2 separate regions of the Homo sapiens genome follow, and region 1 is linked to region 2. Evidence: read pairs that join two places in POLR2A ChIA-PET (ENCODE). Cell type or tissue: GM12878. All regions are shown on one strand. Each heading gives the region's core, and the rest is flanking DNA. Links, peaks and the distances in the headings are about the cores only.

Evidence for each region. ChIA-PET counts read pairs that join two places held together with the same protein. Peaks named below come from ENCODE experiments on the same cell type or tissue, not always from the same donor. Only the 100,000 strongest peaks of a DNase experiment are listed, where the experiment ranks them.
Region 1: POLR2A ChIA-PET joins it to region 2 with 5 read pairs; 3 of 35 experiments call an interaction of 5 or more read pairs at or near these places.

What each region holds. Positions count from the first base shown.
Region 1 is chr6:143,066,811-143,075,526 of GRCh38, reverse strand. All of the region lies in intron 1 of AIG1 (androgen induced 1), which reads right to left. Among named protein-coding and RNA genes, the nearest start is that of AIG1, 10 kb to the right of the region's middle. In GM12878, for the core only: no CTCF peak of the experiment used is centred there; no DNase peak of the experiment used is centred there.
Region 2 is chr6:143,271,876-143,280,591 of GRCh38, reverse strand. All of the region lies in intron 3 of AIG1 (androgen induced 1), which reads right to left. Among named protein-coding and RNA genes, the nearest start is that of ADAT2, 170 kb to the left of the region's middle. RefSeq lists a silencer at 866-1,160 and an enhancer at 4,060-4,189. In GM12878, for the core only: no CTCF peak of the experiment used is centred there; a DNase peak (open chromatin) is centred at 3,951; H3K4me3 peaks cover 447 bases; H3K27ac peaks cover 673 bases.

The DNA.
Region 1 (8,716 bases), core at 2,296-6,295, 210 kb after region 2:
CAAGACCAACCTGGGCAACATGGCAAAACCCCGTCCCTACCAAAAAGTACAAAAAATTGTCTGGGCATGGTGGTGTGTGCCAGTAGTCCCTGCTACTTGGGGGGCTGAGGTGGGAAGATCACCTAAACCTGGGAGGTTGAGGCTGCAGTGAGCTGCACTCCAGCCTGGGTGACAGAGTGAGACCTTTTCTCAAAAAACAAAACAAAACAAAAAACAGCAACAAAAAAAGAGAGAAATCAATGAAATTGAGAACAATAAAAATAGACGAAAAAAATCAAAAGCTGATCTTTGAAACAAATCAATAAAAATTTGTTTAACTCCTACCCAGACTGATAAAGAAAAAGGAGATAAGGCACAAATTACCCATATCAGCAATGAAGTATGATTATCACTACAGACCCTACAGACAATAAGAGAAAGATAAAAAGGAAATGCTGAAAGATGAAATTGACCAATTATTTGAAAGATACCAAATCTGTTTTAAAAATTGACATTAATAGTCCTACATTTTGAAATCAAATAGAATTTGTGAATAAAATTTTCCAATAAAGAAAAGCACAAGCCCAGTGGTTTTCACTGGTAAATTCTACCAAACATTCTGGACAGAAGTAACACTAATTTTGCTTAATCTCTTCCAGAACACTTAAGAGGAATGAGGCCAACATATCCTAATATCAAAGCCAAAAACAATAAAAGAAAAACACACTATTGACAAATGTTCCTCATGAACTGAGAGGCAAAAAAACTCAACAAAATATTAGCAAATTAAATCCAGCTATATCTAAAATGAGCAATACCTCATAACCAAGTAGCATTCACCCCACAAATGCAAGCTTGGTTCGAGTCAAAAATCATCGCACATCATTATTTTAAATTACACTACAAAGCTATGGTAATCAAAACAGTAAGTTGCTGATATAAACATGGACCAGTGCAACAGAATCAAGAGCTCAGAAATGAATTCAAAGATATATAGTCAACTAATTTTTGACAAAGCCACCAAAAGAACACAATGGGGAAAGGATAATCTCTTCAATAAATGGTGCTGGAAAAACTAGATTTTCACAGGCAGAAGAATAAAATTAGACCATTCTCTTGCGCCATATACAAAATTCAACATGAAATGCATAATCGACATCAATGTAAGGCCAGAAACTATAAAACTCCTAGAAGAGAATACACGGGAATAGTTCCCAGAAAATGGTCTTGGCAATGATTTACTTATTTATTTGGATATCATACCAAAAGCTCAGGCCACAAATCAAAAGTAAATAAATGAGACTACATCAAACTAAAAGTCTTTTGCACAGCAAAGGAAACAATGAAATCAAATGGCAACTTACAAATTGGGAAAAATATTTGCAAACCAACATTTGATAAGGGTTTAACATCTAAAATTCATAAAGAACTGATGCAACTCAATCATAGAAAAACAAATGACCCAATTAAAAACAGGCAAAAGACTTGAATAGACATTTGTCCAAATAAGACATAAAAATCACCAACAGGTCTATGAAAAGGTGCTCAATATCACTGATATAGTTCGAATGTGTTTTCCTGCCTAAATCTCATATTGAAATGTAATCCCCAATGTTGGAGGTGAGGCCTGGTGCGAAGTTATTGGATCATGGTGATTTCTCATGAATGGTTTAGCACCATCCCTGTTGCTGTCCTTGTGATAGTGAGTGACCTCTCGTGAGATCTGGCTGTTTACAAGTGTTTAGCACTTAATTCTCTCACTCCTGCTTTTGCCATATAACATACAAGCTTCCACTTCACTTTCTGCCATGACTGTAAACTTCCAGAGGCCTCCCCAGAAGTAGATGCTAGTGTTATGTTTCCTACACAGCCTGCAGAACCATGAGCCAATTAAACCTCTTTTCTTATAAATTACCCAGTCTCAGGTATGGAAATGAAAACCAAAACCACTATGAGATACCATCTCACACCCATTAGAATGGCTATTATCAAAACGTCAAAAAAGAAGAAATGTTGGCAAAGGTGTGGATAAAAGAGAACTCTTGTACACTGTTGGCAGGAATGTAGGTTGGTAGAGCCATACGAAAAAGAGTATGGAGGTTTCTAAAAAATAAAATTAAATAAAAAATAGAACCACCATATACCCAGCAACCCCTCTTCTGGGCATATAACCAAAGGAAATGAAATCACCATCTCACAAAGATATCTGCACTCCCATGTTCATTGCAGCATCATTCACAATAGCCAAGATATGGAAACAACCTAACTCTCTGTTGATAGACAAATGGACAATGAAACTGCAGTGTATATATACATACAATTCAGCCCTAAAGAAGAATGAGATCCATTTGTCACAACATGAATGAGCCTAGAGGACATGATGCTAAGTAAAATAAGCCAGACAGAGAAAGAAAAATATTGCATGGTCTCATTTATACGTGAAATCCAAAAAAAATTCAAATATACAGAGATAGAAAACAAAACAGTGGTTACCAGGCACGGGAGTGGGAAGTGGGGAGGAAATGGGGAGAAGTAGGTCAGAGGACATAAAGTAGCAGATATGTAGGATGACCAAGTCCAGACATCTAATGTACAAAATGAGGACTCTATGTAATAAAATTGTACTGTATCTGGGATTCATGCTAAACAAGTGGCTTTTAGTGGCTCTTGCCACAAAATCAAAAAATGGGCAAATCTGTGAAATAATGGATATGCTAATTTGCCTCAATACAGTAATCTTTTTACCATCTAAATATATCCCATAACATCATGTTGTATACCTTAAATACACACAATGAAATTTATTTTTTAAAAATTTGGAAAAAAGTCAAGAAAAACCATATGAACAAATCAAAGCATAAGACGAAATTCAACATCCATTTGTAGTTTTTTTAAATCTCTCGGCAAACTTGGAATAGAAAGAAACTTACTCAACTGATCAACTGATAAGGGGCATATACAAAAAAAAAATCTATATCTAACATCATACTTAATTGCAAAAGACTACATGTTTTCCTCCTAAGATAGGAACAAGAAACAAGAAAGGATCCTTCTAAGGATATCTGCTCTCTCCTCATCTACCTAAAACCTACTAGAAGTCTTAACCAAGGCAATAAACCATAAAAAGGAAATAAAAGCTATCCATATTGAAAAGGAAGAAATAAAATGTCTCTATTAACAGGTGACATGATAGTCTAAATAAAAAAAAGAAACTCCCATAGAATCTAAAGCAAAGCTCCTTGAATTAATAAATAAGTTTAGTTAAATCACCAGGACATAAGGTCAAAATATACACATTAAATATGTCTATACACTAACAATAAACAACCAGAAAGCAAAATTTAACAAAACAGTACTATTTGTTTCACTAAAGAGGATATACAGATGGCAAGTAAGCACATGAAAATATATTCAACGTCGTTAGCCATTTGAAAAATGAAAATTAAAACCACAATGAGCCAGGCATAGTGGCTCACACCTGTAATCCTAGCACTTTCGGTGACTGAAATGGGAGGATCACTTGAGGCCAAGAGTTTGAGACCAGCCTGGGTAATGCAGCAAAGCCCTGTCTGCACAAAAAAAAAATTTAAAAAAAAACAATCTGGGCACGGTGGCACATGCCTATAGTCCCAGCTACTCGGGAGGCTGAGGTAGGAGGATCAACTGAGCCCAGAAGTTTGAGATGACAGTGAGCTATGATCATGCCACTGCACTCCAGCCTGGGTGACAGAGCGAGACTCAGTCACACACACATACACACACACACACAAGAAAAGAAAAAAAAAGAAGAGAAGAAGGAGGAAGAGGGGGAGGAGAAAGAGGGAGAAGGAGGAAGAAGAAGAACAACAACAACAACAACAAAAAAAGAACCACCACTACCACCACCACCACGATGAGATATCACTATACACCAATTAAAATGGCTAAAATTAAAAATATTGACAACATCAAATAACTGGCAAGAATGGGGCTAAATTTTATCTGTCACATATTTCTGGTGGAGATATAAAATGGTACAGCCACTCTGGACAACCATTTGGTAGCTTCCGGTAAAACTAAAAATTGCAACTATCACAGAATACAGCATTTTTCTTCTTGGATGTTTATATCAGAGAAATAAAAACTTATGGTCACACAAAAACCTCTGCATGAATGTCCACAGCAGCTTTATTTATAATAGCCAAAACTGGAAACAATCCAGATATCCCTTAACGGATAAATGGCTAAACTGTGGTGTATGCATACTATGTAATACTACTAGCAATTAAAAAGGAACGAACTACTGATACATGTAACACCTTGGGTGACTTTCTAGGTAATTATTCTGATTTTTAAAAAAAGCAATCCCCAGAAGTCACATATGTATGGTTATGGATACACAATATTCTTGAAATGACAAAAATCATAGAAAGAACAAATTAATGGCTGTCAAAGGTTAGGGATGGGTCAAAGGGAGAAGGTAGTTGTGGCCATAAAAGGGCTACATGAGGTATCTTCGTGATAATGGAAAGGTTCTATAACTTTACTGTTTTAATATCAATATCTTGGTTGTGATATTATAATACAGTTTTGCAAGGTGTAACCACTGGGAGAAAGTGGGTGAAGCCTACACAGTATCTCTCTGTATTTCTTACAACTGAAGTGAATCTACAATTACCTCAATTAAAATGTCAATTAAATATAAAAGGGTCACTGCCGTTGAATGTTTTTGTCTCTAAAATTCATGTGGAAGCTTAATCCCCAATCTAACAGTATTAAGAAGTAAGGCCTTTTAAGAGGTGATTGAGTCATGAGGATTCTGCCATTAATGGATTAATGTGTTAACAGATTATCACAGGAGAGTTAGTTATCACAAGAGTGGGTCTGTCATAAAAGCTAGTTTGGCTCTTTCTCTTATGCCTCTCTTGTCCTGTGATGCCTTCCACCATGCTATGGTGCATCAAGAAGGCTCTCACCAGATGCCAGCACCATGCTTTTGTACTTTTGAGCCTCCAGAACTGTAAGACATAAGTTTCTTTTCTTTATAAATTACCCAGTCTGTGGTATTCTGTGATAGCAACACAAAATGGACTAAGAAAATAAAAATTTCTAAAAAAAAATTAAAAATACCATTCACAATAGCACTAATCAAAAATAAAATAGGTATAAACCTAACAAAATACACGCACAAACTATATGCTGAAAACTACAAAACATCAATGAAAGAAATTTAAAAATCTAAATAAATGAAGAGATATGTCATGTTCATGGGTTGGAAAAGTAAATATTGTTAAGATGTCCAACTTTCCCCAAATCGTTTTATAGATTCAATTAAATTCTACTAAAAAATCCAAGTACAATTATCTGTAGATATTAACAAGATTATTCTAAATTTAAACAAAAAGGAAAAGTAATTAGAATAGCATAAACAAATTTTGAAAAAGAACAAAGTTAGATGATTCTCACTACCTGCTTCGAAGATTTACTATAAAGCTGCAATCAACAATGTGTGGTACCTGTGAAGGGACACACACATCAGTGGAGCAGAACAGAATCCAGAAACAGACACACAAATGTAGTCAATTGATTTTTGACAAAGGTGCAAACGTAATTCAATGGCAAAATGACAATCTTTTCAAGACACGGTGCAGGGAAAATTGCACAACATATACCAGAAAAAAAGGATTATAGATAAAAATGTAAAACCTAAAACTTTAAAACTTCTAGGAGGTTCCATAAAAAGAAGAAAAATGGTAAATTTTGTATCATCAAAATGAACTTTTGCTCTGTTTAAGACACTATTGATAAAATAAACTACAGACAGGAAGAAAACATTTGCAAATCACATATTTGCCAAAGAGCTTTCATTTGGCAAACATAAAACCTCTCAAAGCTTAATAATAATAAAACAACCCAGTATTTTTTAAATGGGCAAACTTCACAAAGAACATGAATATATTATTAAAAGGCACAGGAAAAGATAATTAACAACTTCAGTCATGAGGGGAACTCAAAACCACAATGAGATAGTGCTACACACCTATTAGAATGGCTGAAATAAAAGAAAAATTGACAACGCCACACTCTGAAGATACAATATGAGTTCCCATCTGTGGAGCTCTCACACATTGCTGGTGGTAATGCAACATGGCACATCCACTCTGGAAAATTGTGCATCTATCAAAACTGTGCATCTATCAAAACTATGCATCTGTCAAAACTTACAGTATTGTATACTAAAAAGAATAAATTGGCCGCGCGCGGTGGCTCATGCCTGTAATCCCAATACTTCGGGAGGCCAAGGCAGGTGGATCGCTTGAGCCCAGGAGTTCGAGCCCAACCTGGGCAACATGGCGAAACCCCGTCTCTACTAAAAATACAAAAAAATTAGCCAGGAGTGGCGGCATGCACCTGTAATCCCAGCTACTCGGGAGGCTGAGGCGGGAGAGTCACTTGAACCTAGGAGATGGAGGTTGCAGTGAGCCGAGATCACGCCAGTGCACTCTAACCTGGGCGACAGAGTGAGACTCCATTTCAAGAGAAAAAAAAAAAAAGGAATAAATTTTAGTGTATGTGGATGAAGAATTTATAAAAACCATATGTTCATATTGAATTTTTTGTTTTTTTAACAGAAGTATATATATGACTGAAAAGTCAAATATCAAAATACTAACATCAGTATCTCTAAGTGATATCCGTAATTTTAAAATAAGTTTTAAAGAATATGATTTTTTCTGATATCTGACTACATACGTATGAACACACATATACATATATACTGTAGTCTCTCTATGTTCCTGTATGTACTAAAGTTCCAAAATAAATACCATCCTGAAGCACTAAAATGCTAAGATGCAAGGAAAATTAGGGAGAATTAAGATGGACTATATTTTCTTCCCTGTATTTCTATTGTTTCCTGTATTTGCACAAATTTTCTATAATAAGTATGTATCGCTTTTGAAATTAATTTTTAAAATTATAACACAACCTGACAGACCTAAATATAAGACAATGTGAGTGCACTAATGCATTGTCTGACTTTTCAGAATTCCATGCTTCTGTCTTACATCTTGTTCAATTCCACAATGGATCTGATCAAGTGGTGTCTCACTTTCCAAGAAAGCTCTGCTTCCACCGCACTCAGAAGGGCTACCCTGCAGGTGAGGCATGGGCCCTTTAACTGTCTAACTACAGACTGCACAAGAGAGCTATGTTGTATAGAATCCTAAGCAGTAAGATTTTTCCAAGCACGCTTGGATCACATGAACATCTGATTCAATGTGGAAAATTGTACTGTTGTTCTTGCTTCCCCCAGAAACATGACATTTCAGAGGAACACACAGAAACAAATGAAAACCCTCAAGAGCAGTTACCAATTTTGCCAAATGTTATACCAGACATGGGGGAATGGCAGGAATGGGAAAAGAAGTGACCTCAACTAGTGGTCAGATGACTTTCTGTAATTTCAATACCATTTGCAACTAAGAGGGAATGGGTGATTATATCATCAACTATTTCCCCCACTCTAACAAAACCAGGCCCCTATTTTATGCCTGATCCAAAAGAAACATGCAAAGAAGGTGAAGAGGATTCTATGCAAAGCATTATTCTCACAATTCTTCCTCCAGGTTAGGAAAAAACATTATTTGAGCCTTCAAGTTTATATGCATATTTTAGGGTCAAGTCTGAGTCTCCTGAAGAAAAAAATTGCAATTTTACACTCTCTGTATAATATCCAAAACCCCAAAAAACAAAAAACAGAAAAAAATCCACCTAATTTTGTTCCCTGAGTACTCAATAAACTACTGGCCTTCACGTGGCAATGTGTGGTTTTGACTGGCAAAACTAAGTACCATAGTTACATAATGACATGCAGAATCTCTTCTCAAGGTATTTTATTTCCTATTTAAAATTAAGTCATGAACTAGAGACAAGAATATGTTTTATGATAAGTATGTAAATAAATATAAGACTAACTCAAATGCAAAATGTAGTATACTTAAGCAGCTTATTTTCCCTCTTTAACATTTTTTAAATGTCAAAAATTCTCAGCATGTCTAAAAGCAAAAATGGTATCGTCCAGGTACACTTGACTATTTCCTATTCTTTGAGCACCCCAAGCTTTTCCACATCTGAGACTTTATTTATCCTCATCTCTCTCTGGTTTTCTGAAATTCCTTTGCAATACAGATTTAGATAACAAAAAAAGTACCTAGATTATATTACCTTAAACTTCTACAAAAATGCCTTCACCTAGCCAAAATATAAGACCATGCCTTTGGCTTTCATAAAACCATCAAATAAGAAACATTAACCATAAAAATTTTTCTATATATTACACTAAAAACCAATCAAAGACATTATCTACTATGCTAACCAATGTTTTTTTTTTATTTTTATTTACAGACAGGATTTGGCTCTGTCACTCAGGCTGGAGTGCAGTGGCACTATCATAGCTCATTGCAAACTCGAACTCCTGGGCTCAAGTCATCCTCCTGCCCCAGCCCCCACATAGCTGGGACTACAGGCACATGCAAGCACCCCCAAATAATGTTTAATTTTTTGTAGTGGGAGCCTTGCTGTGATGCCCAGGCTGGTCTCGAACTCCTGGGTTTAAGCAAGCCTCCTACCATGGCCTCCCACAGTGCTGGGATTACAGGTGTGAGCCACCATACCCACCCTTAATGTTCTTTAAATAAATATCTGAGTGATAAATTACCTTGAAAAGTCAGTGCCTGGAAAGAACTGTATTTTTCCC
Region 2 (8,716 bases), core at 2,116-6,115:
CTCCATCTCCATCCATGCTCCTGCAAAAGACGTGATCTCACTCTTTTTTACGGCTGCATAGTATTCTGTGGTGTACAGGTACCACATTTTCCTTATCCAATCTGTCACTGATAGGCATTTAGGTTGATTCCATGTTTTCGCTATTGTGAGTGGTGCTGCAATGAACATTTGTGCACATATATCTTTATGGTAGAATGATTTCTATTCTTCTGGGCACGTACCCAGTGATGGGATTGCTGGGTCTAATGGTAGTTCTACTTTTAGCTCTTTGAGGAATCGTCATATTGCCTTCAACAATGGGTTGAATTACACTCCCACCAACAGTGTATAAGTGTTCCCTTTTCTTCGCAACCTCACCAGCATCTGTTACTTTTTGAAAGTCAGAGCTTTCTAGTGGTATGATGACAGTTACAGATGGCTGGAAGCGAGCTGAAGAATGATCTGTTGCTGTTTCCCCAAACACAAATACCATTTACAACTTACAGTATTTTCAGGTAGATGTAGATCCACCTTGGATAAATGAGATGGTTACAAAGTCTAGTCACCAAAGGTGGCTCTTAGCTCTTAAGAATTGTTTGGACTGTTTTCTGCAGTACATTGTCAACAGAACAATTCCCCAGGAGCTGAGCTAAAAACAAGGCTTGACTTGTTTGAAGAGCTAAGTAAAATGAAGGTTGACAGCCCAAGGAGTAAACCTTTGGTCTTCCATATAAAGTCCATCCTAGAAAGTACTGGTCTAGGATATAAGTGGTGAACCTATCCCAAGCTCTATCATCCATTTTAGCTAGTTTTAATGAGGAGCTATCATTTGGAAGATTGTGTCCAAAAAACGAAGCCTAAATCTATCCTGATTTATTGCATCATTTGTGCTTTTCTTAATGGGGTCTTGGTGGGTCCCCCGTGATGGAGCGGAGTGAACTGACTCCACTGCCATGGAGGCTGTGAACTGACCAGCCTCCCGTGACAAAGGTCTATTTGCAGAAGAGATCCACAAGGGGGTGTCACCTCCACACAGAGCAGTCCTCACACCTGAGGTGGGGCTGGATTCACGGAAGGACCCATGATTAATTCTGATGTGAAGACTCGGAAGCAGATGGGACAAGAAAAAGGGCTTTTGCAGAAGAGGCTCAAAGGAAGACAGCAGTGTAATGAAGTGGAAAGATTAGGAGGCTGGCATCTGAGATCTAGTTCTGATTTTGTCCTTCCTCACTCTCAGACCCGCAGGTTCTCACACATGTGTGAAGCTTAGTATTATTCTTTGTAAAATGAGGCAGTTGGATTAAATTAGTGCTTCTCCTGAAGAGCTAATGAGTTTTGCTATAACACATGCCAGGGCTGACCCACCTATGCTTTAGGGACAGTAGCCACAGTGCCAGGGCCCATGAAAATGTCTTAGTTTCTTTTAGAATCAGAAGAAAAAAATGAACTTTCAGAGTTGAAGATTATATTCATCTGTATACCAATGCTGTCATAAAACATCATATACGTATACACACGTACACACTAATGTAAGAAGGGACTCACTAACACAAAGTGCTTAAAATCTACAAAAGCCATACTGTGGCCCCGTTCATGCTACTTGATTTTTTTTTTAAAGTTCTCACCCAATTCACTCACATTTTTCTTAAATAAATGTACTTAAAGGAAAACTGTATGTAAACTCTCATAAATGGAATATCATTTGTCATAAATAGAAGATAATCACAAAAACAAAATACAATAAAAATGAATTAATCTTATTAGATTATTTTGAGGCCTCCCCTATCTGTGTTAAATAAGGACATTAGTAAGTATAGAGGGGCACTAAAGATATACTGGCATGAAGCTGGACACAATGGCTCATGCCTGTAATCCCAGCACTTTGGGAGGCTGAGGCGGGCGGATCACCTGAGGTCAGGAGTTCGAGACCAGCCTGGTCAACTTGGCGAAACCCCGTCTCTACTGAAAAAACAAAAATTAGCCAGGCTTGGTGGCAGGCGCCTGTAATCCTAGCTAGTTGGGAGGCTGAGGCAGGAGAATCACTTGAACCTGGGAGGCAGAGGTTGCAGTGAGCCGAGATCACGCCACCGCACTGCAGCCTGGGTGACAGAGCGAGACTCAGTCTCAAAAAGAAAAAAAAAAAAAAAAGAAAAGAAAAAAGATATACTGGCATGAAAGAGAGACTCTCCTAAACAGAATGAGAAGGACTGAAAGATAATTCAGAGGGAATAAACTTTTCACTATGCAATTTAATATTATTTAATGTCACGTCCCCGTGCTACATAAATTATCTTGCAAAACACAAGAGCTATACAGCCTACATACTGGGGTATACTGGAATAGATTATTCATAAGTTGTAGTTGTACCTTCTAACTACTAGATTATTTGATTTATGAATGGATGTTCTTTCACCAGGAAACTGGAAAGATGGATGAGTTGGAGGTTTAGATTCTGACAGACGAATGTAATGGTATTAAAGGAAAAATGTTCACACTACACAAGAAGGGTCTGGACTGGCTCCTGGGGAAAATTTTGGACTATTTGTGATGGCAATGAATGACCTATAAACTACAGAGAAGTTTTGGAATAATCTTCGCTGTGGATTAATAGAAGGACAAAAATTATGCTGCATGATGGTATAAATCCAGGCAAGTCAGACGGATGAATTAGGGGAGCTCTCAAGACTATTTTAGATCTCTAGAATTGAGAGTTATAATCAGAGTGTACAACACAAAAATTAATAGGCAATATTTGAAGACTATGTTCAACTGCTATTTCTCTGGTCTTTCTCCTTCTCTCCAAAATATTTTTTAATAGGAGGGTACTACTCCCATATCATATGAACACCAGGCAAGAATCGTTTTTTCCTCAGAAGTAAAACCAGCTTTTGTATGTGAGGTGTGGCCAACCTCATTGGGTCATAAGAGACCTGGCAATCCCCTGTCCGCTACTGGCACCTGTAGGATACAGGCAGGCCTCTGGAAGTGTTTGCACAGTTATGTGTGCATCAAATCACTAGAGGAGCTTGTTCTTGCCTTCATGTTTTCTAATAACCCAATGACAACTTTGGATCATAAATAAAAAGATGGCAGTGTGCATGTGCGTGTGTGTTGCACACTTAATAAAGACATGCATATCTTTGCAACGTGCATATCTTTGTGTTACTGTGCACCTGTATTCTTATAAGCACCTGGACTGCAGGCAGGGCCAGCGATGTGACTGGACTTGCCTACGAAGATGGGATACGGAAGGGTTCCTAGGAGGTCCAATAAGTTTATAGCTATATTGTAAATAAGAATAGTATGAAAAGCTATCCTAAGATACAAAAATTGTGCACTCTAGATTGTAACTCGAATATTTTGTTTACTTTTTCCTGTTTCCTCTCACCCCCCCATAGAACAAAAGGGTATTAAAAATGAGAACATTTTTATCTTGAAATAAAGCAAGAAGAAATTTCCAGGTTTGGAAATAAAGCCCATTGCATTAGCAAAACATGATCTAAAACAATAGAAAGGGGACATGAGAAAAACTGAGAAAAATCACCAATCTCTGGCTGATCCTAATCTTTGGCAAAGCTTCTAGGCTTCCCAAATAAGTCAAATGTTCGAAGAATACAGGAAAACGCAGCATTAGTGAGGGCATGAAGAGAATCAACGTGGATCTGCCCTTGGGGCCACTGAACAGTGTTAGCTGGATGAGATGTTTCTCCTCTTCAAGGGAGATAGAAATGACATCCGAAGTAGCTTGGAAAGAAAACTGATGCAGGCTCCAAAAAAATCCCCTGAATTTTTACCTCGGGAAATCTGACAAAATGTTTTATCTTGAAACTATCATTATTAATTTCGCTAATTGGTCAGCTCAAAATCTGCTACCCTCCCTCCCTCCCTTCCTAGTAGAGACATTGTAGTGTTTTGAATGATGAGGAACTGCCAGTCTCAGCCACTATAGTTTCTGTTTCTCCAGAAGTCAAACAGAACTTCCTCTTGTCATGGGTCTCCCTCTCCCCAGCGCCCAGTGCTGGCTTTAGTTTGGTGCTACCTATCAGCATGGCATAGAATCTCTCTCCAGAAACTGCCAGGGCATTTTTTAACTGTGCCTTTTTGGCATATGTTGGATACCTGTTCCTGCCGGCTGTCAAACCAGGCTGAGATGCTCTTACACCAGAACAACCTCATGTTCAAAATGAGGTTAGAAACAGTGACCCAAGGTGAAAAACTCAGGTTCAGACAGAACAATACTTACTGAGTGCCAGTATGTTCTGGGCACTTCCAAAACTCTTTATAGGCTAAGGACTAAATTTGGAATTTACTCACTTCTAACATTAGCCCCAACAACTCTTAGGATATGGTTTTAATAATTACGCCAAATAAAATAGTGTTGCACACTTAATTAAGACATGCATATCGTTGCAATTAAGAGCAACTATATGTCATAGGAACCATTACACTAGGACAGTGACACGTTTTACTGGGCTATTACTTTTGCATTTAAAGATTTTAAATATGACTTGAGGCAGTAACTATCTCTTGCTGAATCCTAATGAGGACACCCAGGAGGTGCTAAGGGGCCATGGCATTACCAGGAGGCTGCAGTGCGGTGTGTATTTTCTCTTTCCTTTTCAGCTCAGCAGCCTGTGGGCCACCAATTAAGGAATTCTTTTTGTGACTGGGATGCTAGAGATGACCCATGTTGTACCATAAAATATAACATCCATTTTTAAGTGACTTAGTGTTTGCTTTCTTCCACGAAGATTTCCCAATTAGTATGTGTAGTTCTCACAGAATAGCACCTCTAATGAATGCCCTCAGACAGGCAAACCACTATACTATGATGAGCTGTATGCAGACTTGCAGACCAACAATGGCACAAAGGCCAGAGTGATTTGCTCTGCTTGGTTATGTCAAGGAAAGATCTCATATCATGGTGGACATTAGAACTGGGTTTTTAAATGTGACTAGGGGTTGATAAGTAGAAGGGTAAAGGACAGCATTCATTCACATGGCCAAGGAGAAGAAAAAGTAAAGGTACAGCACAGTCCACTAAGGGCACTGTTACCACTGCAAGACATGAAAGAGGATGAAGAGCTGGGTTTGCACGGGTGAGGGTGAGGGAGGTGTCTGCCAAACCCTAGAGGGCTTTGAGCTGGAGTCTGCCCTGCAGGAAGCAGACGTTCCTCTATAGGTTCAGACATCTTCCATGGAGTTTAAGATCTAGAGAAGTAGGAGAAACAAATTTGGATATTAATAGTAGAAAGATTAAGCTGGAGAAAGAGTGGAGAAGGGAGTGAAGAGAGGAGAGATTTATCTGTCAAGTCGCTCCCCTCTCCTGCCTGGTTCCTATCCTGCTGGCTTTTCAAGGAAGGGACTTTCCATGACTTTCTTCTAGGCCACTTCCTCAGCCTCACACCTCTTCCTCACCTCTCTGCAGCCTTGTCACCTACAATTTCCCCCTTTCTACTCTTCTTTTTCTCCTTTACTTTAATAAGCTCCACAATACAGACAACAACATAAGATAAAGAACAAAAAGAAAGCTAGTCTAACTTTGTAAATGTCAATTTGACAGGTAAACAAAGAAAATATTTATTTCATCCCTCTGTGTTTATGCTGCTTCCTCTATCATTAACTGGATGTGCAGAAATATGGAATAACAATAATAATAGCTACCATTTACTGAGCTCCTAATATATGCTGAGTTTATACTAGACATTTCCCACTGTTATCATATTTAATTCTCACAGCAATCCTAATGTAGTAGTTATCTTCTTCATTTTATACATGACGAAATGAAGGAACAGAGGGGTTCACTTGTCAAAGGTAGTGTAGAACTCATAAATGGTGTAGCCAACATTTGATTCCAGATCTACCTGACTCTAAAACATGCTCTTTTACTGACACACACTGCTTCCCATGCTCGTTTGTTCATTCATTCATTCATTCATCCAATAAATACTATATTCCTACTATACACCAGTCATCCTTGCCTCCAACGGACTGCTGTTCTGGGAAACATGTCTCAATTAGGTGAATAAAAATTTAAAGTCTCTCACCTTGGAAAAGATCTCATTCACTGGGGTTGCATGTATAGGATCTTGGAGTAGAAGTGGCTCACACAACACATGCAAATAATTGAAGTTATTCTATGAGATCTATTTATTGCATGCCAGGAACTGTACTGATCGCTTTACATGGAATAAAACTCATTTAATTCTCAAGATAATGCCTCAAGGTATATGTTATTATCATCATCAATTCCATTTTACAGAGACTGAGGCACAAGAAGTTAAGAAAGTTGCACAAGTTTATCCAACTGGAAGGTGGTGAGTTTGTGCTCAGACTTGGGCAGTTTGACTCCCAGTGCTCTGCTGCCTATGGAGCACCAGGACAACCGAAGGATAAAAGAATGGCCAGGGGTAGATCTCCTATGAGGGAAGGGGAGCTGACTGTGTCATGGCTGTGCCTGGGAGAAGGAACCTGAAATCGTCTCTCATCGCCCCACCATTCAGCTTCTTAAGATTCCAGGGTCTGAGGGACAACAGGTCAGTCTTTATGCCCATGTCAGAGGGTAAATCCCACAGGTAGCAAGAGCCTCATGGAGGTAGAGGGGAAGAAGGGAGAGTAACTCCAAGCTGTTGTCATGGAGAGGCATTCTCTTTCTGAGATTTGTGCTACCTTTCTTGTGTTTTTGGTGGCCCACTCTCCTTAATAGTATTTTGGAAACTGATATGGTTTGGCTGTGTCCTCACCCAATTCTCATCTTAAATTGTAGCTCCCATAATTCCCATGTGTTTGGGAGGGTCCTGGTGGGAGAAAATTGAATCATGGGGGCAGTTTCCCCCATACTGTTCTCATGGTAGTGAATAAGTCTCACAAGATCTGATGGTTTTATAAGGGGTTTCCCCTTTTGCTTGGCTCTCATGCTCTCTTGCCTGCCACCATGTAAGACATGCCTTTCGCCTTCCACCATGATTGTGAGGCCTCCGCAGTCACGTGGAACTATGAGTCCATTAAACCTCTCATTCTTTATAAATTACCCAGTCTCAGGTATGTCTTTATCAGCAGCGTGAAAATGGACTAATAAAGAAACATTCTGGGGAGTGAGGTGAAGAATGCAAGAAGAGAGAGCAATGGGGGACACAGCAGAGGTGAATGGCAAGGGAAAAGTGAAACTCAAGTAGGTGTTCCTGCACTCAGTAAAATTTAAAGCATTGAAGTATTTTCTTAAAGAGCACGGAAAAGTGACAAGTTTGGGGAGCAACTATAGAAAAATGAAACATCATTCACAGCACTCTGAAATTTAACAAAAGGAAGCTTGAAAAACAATAACCTAGGATTTTAATGTTATTCACCTGCTTTTCAGATATTTTCTCAGTAGAATCCACTTATTCGTAGATATCAGCATCCTGCAATGTCAGAGTATGGCTTTAAAAACATAATTCTGACTATGTGGTTCTCTTCTTTAAAATATTCCCACAATATTTTTTTTTGAGACGAAGTCTCACTCTGTCGCCCAGACTGGAGTGCAATGGCATGATCTCAGCTCACTTCAACCTCCGCCTCCCGGGTTCAAGCAATTCTCCTGCCTCAGCCTCCCAAGTAGCTGGGATAACAGGTGCCGATCACGATGCCCAGCTAATTTTTGTATTTTTAGTAGAAATGGGGTTTCACCATGTTGGCCAGGCTGGTCTTGAACTCCTGACCTTGTGATTCGCCCACCTCGGCCTCCCAAAGTGCTGGGATCACAGGCATGAGCCACCGCGCCTGGCCAAAATCTTCCCACTATTTTCAGGTGAAGTCCAAGTTTCTTGGCATTGCCTTCAAAGGCCCTTACTATGTGATTCAACCTACTTTTCTAGATTAATCTTATACCACTCTGGACTGGCAACTGTTATTGTTCCATTAAAAGACCTCAAACTTTCACGTCTTTGTTCATCTTCTTTCTGACTGCAATCCCTTAATATTTGGGATCTTATCCTTGGTATATACATATTGCAGAGTCATTTTCCTCCCATCAAAGAATCAGCCTCACATTTCTATGCTTCCTCAGTTAGGCGGGGCCACAGTAAGCTCTAGTCCTGGCCAATGGGCCTATTATTAACAGAAGCGATGTGGACACTCTTAGGCCAGTGCATTTAAAAGCTGGTGTGTGTTCACTCTCTCTCTTCTCTACCATAGTGACCTGAGAGCCACATGTTAAGATCATAGATGGAAGGGTTCTGGATCCCTGCATTACCACCTGGAAGAAAGCTGCTCTGGAGGGTCAACTGGATAACAACATACTTTGTGTGAATGAGAAACTTTGTGGGGTTAATCTACAGAGAATTCAGAATGAAGTTACTATCTTCGGGTAAGTTAGCCTATTCTGACTAATACACTATTCCATAAGGTCAGCTCTGTCTCGGGCGGAGTTAATCCCTCTTTTTCGTGTTCCCACTGCATACCTACATGATGGCACTCAATGACTATACTGAGATCTATCTCAGTATAATCAAATAGAAATAGTATACACATACAGTATAGAAATAGAGTAGTAATATACCACATAATGCTATAATTACCGTAAGGGAAGGTGACCCTGATGCATTGGAAGTACTTTAGGGAGAATGTACAAACCAGTTGACCATTGTATGCTAAGCTTTTGTTGAAGGAACCTATTAGTATGACTTCCCCTTAAGCAAATCTTCTTTTTCCATTAACTTTTCTTAGAGAAAAAAACACTTGCAATTTAAGAGGAATAAGA